Regions from separate parts of the Homo sapiens genome. Here region 1 is linked to region 2. A link is a loop called in an ENCODE intact Hi-C map of the cell type or tissue named here. Cell type or tissue: endothelial cell of umbilical vein. All regions are shown on one strand. Each heading gives the region's core, and the rest is flanking DNA. Links, peaks and the distances in the headings are about the cores only.

Region 1 (2,814 bases), core at 161-2,660, 140 kb after region 2:
AGTCTAGGTTCACTGCAACCTCTGCCTCCCAGGTTCAAGCTATTCTCGTGCCTCAGCCTCCCGAGTAGCTGAGACTACAGGCACGTGCCACCACAGCTGGCTATTTTTTTTTTTTTATTTTTATTTTTAGTAGAGACGGGGTTTCACCATGTTGGTTAGGCTGGTCTTGAACTCCTGACCTCGTGATCCGCCCGCCTCGGCCTCCCAAAGTGTCGGGATTACAGGTGTGAGCCACTGTGCCCAGCCAAAATGTTCTTAAGCTCTCAAGATTCATATAGTGAGCCATTATAAACCAAGGAGATTGGAGTTAGAAGTATTATTAAAGTTGAATGCTGTTGTTGAGTTACATTATTAAAAACAGTGAATTTAATATTGCATTACTTAATCTTTTTTTTTTTTTTTTTTTTGAGACGGAGTCTTGCTCTGTTGCCCAGGCTAGAGTGCAGTGGCACGATCTCAGCTCACTGCAACCTCTGCCTCCCAGGTTCAAGCAATTCTCCTGCTTCAGCCGCCTGAGTAGCTGCGATTGCAGGCACCTGCCATCATGCCTGGCTAATTTTGGTATTTTTGTGGAGACGGAGTTTCAGCGTGTTGCCCAGGCTGGTCTTGAACTCCTTACCTCATGTGATCCACTCGCCTTGGCCTCCAAGTTGCTGGGATTACAGGCGTGAGCCACCCAGCCCTGCCGCATTAATCTTTAAAAAAAAGTAGAGTCTATAAATTGTCTTAAAAACAATTTTATATCATTAGCATTTAAATAGTTTTAACACATTCATATACATCTTTAATCTTTAAATCATTTACCATCCGGCTTACATTTTTATGTTTTTACCAACTTTCATTTTTATCATCTGGCTTACATTTTTACTTTTACTATCAGACTTAGATTTCTTAAAAAAGAGAGAGTTTAGGAGTGAGTTTTTCTGGATGTGCTTAGAATTTGGCAGCTCTGGACAATCTGCAAACAATCCTCGACAGGCTTCTGTTTTCAAATAAGCTAGATTGTATCCTCCTTTAGTGGACTCTAGCTGATGCAGTCACAGTGGTGGGAACTAGTTCAGATTCAGTTTTTTTCACACTTTTTTTTTTTTCTTTTGAGATGGAGTCTCGCTCTGTCTCCCAGGCTGGAGTGCAGCAGTGCGATCTCGGCTCACTGCAACCTCCGCCTCCTGGGTTCAAGGGTTCAAGTGATTCTCCCCGTCTCAGCCTACCAAGTAGCTGGAGTACAGGTGCACGCCACCATGCCCGGCCAATTTTTGTATTTTTAGTAGTAACTATGGGTTTCGCCATGTTGGCCAGGCTGGTCTTGATTTCCTGGCTTCAGGTGATGCGCCTGCCTTAGCTTCCCAAAGTTGGGATTACAGGCGTGAGCCACTGCACCTGGCCCACATTTGTATTAAAGTATTGTTTTAGAAAAGATTTGTGTGCTGTGTATTGTCTTTTAATGACCTGGTTAAAATACTTAATTGATAGTTATCTGTACGTGTTTAATCTTTCTCAAAGATCAGTGACCCATAGGTGAAGAGTGCAAAGTTTGATTTACAATTGGGTTATTCGTTTATTCATATTACAGATACTTCATGAAGGAACAGCAGTAGCAACAAAAACCCCGGACTCATTCTTCTGAATTAAATGGGTGCAGATTGGTCTGGAGACTCTTCTGCTGCCCTCTAGTGTTTATATCATGAGTAGCCATTGAAAGTTGGAAGCTGCACATTGCTGTGCCGCTACCACTCTTACCTTAGCAATATCCTTAAGCAGCATGTTGTTTATCCTTATCTTAATTGCTGTGCTTTGAGGTTGGGAATGCTATTTGTGGGTATCTCTGGGATATCAGTTAACTCAATTTCTATTTTTGAATTATGTAAGATAGATGTTCTACCCTCCCTTACAGGGTGGTGGTGCTGTGAAAGTAAGATGACTGTACATTACAGGAAAGCTTAAAAAAATAAAAATGTAAGGTGTGTGTGTATCTTTTTTTAATCTGAATGAAATATGGGATTTCTGTAAGTCTTTGGCCTGGAACTGCTTCTTTGGGGAGAGTTGAAACCGTTGTTTCAGGTTATTTTGGATTTTAATGTGTGAGTTTCTCTTTTTTAGGGCATAATAATTTATTTGAGAAAATTGCAATGTATTGATCATGGTGATCAGCATGTATGTTATGGCTTTCCTGTTGGGTATCAACAATGTGCCATTTTTGTATACTGAAATATTTCAGTAGGATCACACTCTATAGAAGTAAATGTCTCTTTTCAGATGGAAATGAAGACTAGTTTTTTGGGAGTTCTATCTCACAGAATTAATTTAAACTTCTTATGAATCAGAATTACAGTGAAATGTAGTTAAGAAAAAAGGAAGTTTTAAAATAAGCAGCTTGAACTTGTATTTTTGTATATTTTATATAATTTAGTCTTCAGTTTTGATACATTAAAGCTGTGTCCACTCTGGCCAAAGCACAGCCATGGAAAACCTCAGATAATGCCCATGCTGCCATTCCTAAAAGTGTGGATTTCCTTTACCTGTGTTTTGTTACTTCTTTGCTTATCCCGTTCAGTTCACATTGTATTACTGCTTTGATTTCTAGTTTTGTTTTTCCAAATGATTGCTCTTTTTCTGTGAATTTTCAAGGGTTGTTATGTGGTTGTCATTTGCTAATGTGATGAACAAGTAATTCAAGCAATTATCTTTTAAGATAGTTATATATTTGGTCAGTTTTTACTATTTTACGTAATTATTTAAGGGGTGAGTATTTTTCATATCATTTATTCCTAAATGTCACTGATAGCATGGTTATTGGAAATAAGCAAAATTAAT
Region 2 (2,814 bases), core at 49-2,548:
AGTTTAATTCTGTTTTGTGGATATGTGAAACATTTACATAGTTTCAGAGTTAAATCTGCAAAAGTCCATCCCCACCAACCCATATATAGTGGTATTGCTCATTCTTATTTACAACTTGAGAGTATTCTATTAGATATTTCCTTCAGGATATATCTATCATAAATATTTAATCAGCCAGTCTCCTGTTGATAGACATTTGGGTTGTTTCCAGTATTTTGCTGTTATAAGTAGGCAGCTATTTTTTTTTTTTGACATCTTCTAATTTGTTAACCCTTTAACTTTGCCCCAGTAGACAAACAGTATCCTCCCAATTGACTCTAATAACTACGTAAAGTATACGGGATGTTCAAAGATACAGTGTTGACCTTAGTTCATCAGCAGGCCCTTATTTTGAGCTCTGTTTGTGTATGTAGCACATAGCCCCTAACAGTGGGGATTAGAGAGACATATAAGAAGTGTGGGCCAGATACAGTGGCTCATGCTTGTAATCTCAGCATCTTCAGAGGCCGAAGCGGGAGGATTGCTTGAGCCCAGGAGGTCGAGACAGCCTGGGCAACATTGTGAGACTGTGTCTCTACAAAAAATAAGAAAAAAAATTAGCCAGGCATGGTAGTGTGCACCTGTGATACCAGGTACTTAGGAGGCTGAGGTGGAATGATCACTTGAGCCCAGGAGGTCAAGGGTGCAGTGAGCCGAGATTGCTTGCACCACTACATCCCAGCCTGGGCAACACAGCAAGACACTATCTCAAACAAACAAACAAAAGGAAGCGTCATAGAGCACACTGGCTATTTTGAATGTTTAAGGAAGTTTAATAAAAATGGAGCTCTTGGGAAATAATTTTTAGTAAGACTTGAGATGAGTCTTAATAGTTGAGTTAACATTTAGGTTATTCTTTTCAGTGTCATCATTGCTTCATCCTGTTCAGGTAGGGAAGCATTTTAATCTTGGCTACTTCAAATCCCTTTATAAGAAGGATTACCTCTATGATTAGGAGATCGTTTATTAGCTCCTGCTATACTCTAGCTTATGGAGTCACATGATGTTTAGTCAGATAGCTTCCCTTAGGCAAGGCCCAGAAACCCACTTGGAAGGCCAGTCTGTAGTGCAGGAGGCAGCCTGGTGCAATGGATGGAGCCTAGCAGTGTAAGGGACTGCTGCTGTGTTGTATTTTAATTCCCTGAGGTCTCTATCATGAGATTTTAGGCCTAGCCTCAAGACTTTTCTACTTGCCCTTGCCTTTGGCTTTAGCACTGGTCTTCATTGTTTTTGAGACATTTGTCTTTTGTGACTATTATTCTGGGACAGGCCCTTATTCATCTCCTCATTTCTTGCTCAGTTTCAGGCAGTACATCCAGCAACCCAGAAACCAGCAATTGCTCAGTTCCCTGTGGTGTCCCAAGGAGGCTCTCAACAGCAGCTAATGCAGAATTTCTACCAGCAGCAGCAGCAGCAGCAACAACAACAGCAACAGCAACAGCTGGCCACAGCCCTGCATCAACAACAGCTGATGACTCAGCAGGCTGCCTTGCAGCAAAAGCCCACTATGGCAGCAGGACAGCAGCCCCAGCCACAGCCAGCTGCAGCCCCACAGCCAGCCCCTGCCCAGGAGCCAGCGGTAAGAATCAACCAGAGCTCAGAGCACAAAAGCAGCAGAGGAATGTGCAGCGAGAGCTAGGGGAAGGGTGGGAAAGATGGCAGCAGCTGATGAGGGTCCAGGTTGCTTTCCCACCTGGGTGGTTCAATTATTTGATCTTTCCTTGATATATCCAAGAATAGTATGGATGTTCTATAGAAGATAGAGGTTTTTTTAAAAAAGGATTCTAGGCTACTGATGAAGAGCCTTCTTAATTTTTATCACTCTGAAACTAGGCTAGCAGGAAGATCTGTTCATCATCTCTGTCTGTGTCACTTTGAACAGTCAAGGACCTAGGCAGGATTAAAGCTAATCCCTTTCTCTTCTTCAAGGGGCAGTTTGATCCATTGTGCCCTTTCCAGGCCCTGGGTCCTCCATGTTGTGTTTATTCTTTGTCTTGGATGACATTACTAATCACATTATTTAAGTTTACCATGCAGCTCCCGTCAAGGGCCTGCTTACCTGAGACCATTCACCCTGGTGTAATCCCCCTGGGTACCAGAGCATCTGAGTATCCAGTCATTTGAGCCATCTTATCAATTTAGAAATTGGGCATGTCCACTTTTAGATATTGGCTGAGTATGGCATCAGAACCCCTCGTCTGATTGTCCTCTACAGTTTCAACACACACGGGCACATCATGCTTTGGCCTGTGATAAGTGGATTTTTTTCTGTACTCTTATTTTTCTGAGTGATAGTGATAGAAAATGTTATGGTGTTAGAAAAAGACATTTTGCATACCCAGCTGGTAGAGTGTCACAGCTACCCTGTTACTCCCAGGGAAGTCTAACTACTAGAGGAACAAAGGAAAAGTAAGAAGCCATCTTTCTGCTGGGCACAGTGGCCTCACGCCTGTAATCCCAGCACTTTGGGAGGCCGAGGCGGGCGGATCACAAGGTCAGGAGATCGAGACCATCCTGGCTAACGTGGTGAAACCACGTCTCTACTAAAAATACAAAAAAAAAATTAGCCGGGCGTGGTGGCAGGCACCTATAGTCCCAGCTACTCGGGAGGCTGAGGCAGGAGAATGGCGTGAACCCGGGAGGTGGAGCTTGCAGTGAGTGGAGATCATGCCACTGCACTCCAGCCTGGGCCACAGAGCAAGACTCCATCTCAAAAAAAAAAAAGAAACCATCTTTCTGAGGATTGATTTCTAATAGAGTTTTGTCTCCCATCTT

The links. Peaks named below come from ENCODE experiments on the same cell type or tissue, not always from the same donor. Only the 100,000 strongest peaks of a DNase experiment are listed, where the experiment ranks them.
Region 1: a loop joins it to region 2, with 2.3 times the contacts of the local background. A loop is called at or near these places in 5 of 110 quality-filtered maps.

The regions. Positions count from the first base shown.
Region 1 is chr2:69,374,801-69,377,614 of GRCh38, reverse strand. All of the region lies in intron 1 of GFPT1 (glutamine--fructose-6-phosphate transaminase 1), which reads left to right. Among named protein-coding and RNA genes, the nearest start is that of GFPT1, 11 kb to the left of the region's middle. In endothelial cell of umbilical vein, for the core only: a CTCF peak has its summit at 1,697 (motif pointing left); no DNase peak of the experiment used is centred there.
Region 2 is chr2:69,513,275-69,516,088 of GRCh38, reverse strand. It overlaps AAK1 (AP2 associated kinase 1), which reads left to right. Exons shown (of 22, transcript NM_014911.5): 13 at 1,340-1,618. Among named protein-coding and RNA genes, the nearest start is that of SNORA36C, 5.5 kb to the left of the region's middle. In endothelial cell of umbilical vein, for the core only: no CTCF peak of the experiment used is centred there; a DNase peak (open chromatin) is centred at 1,478.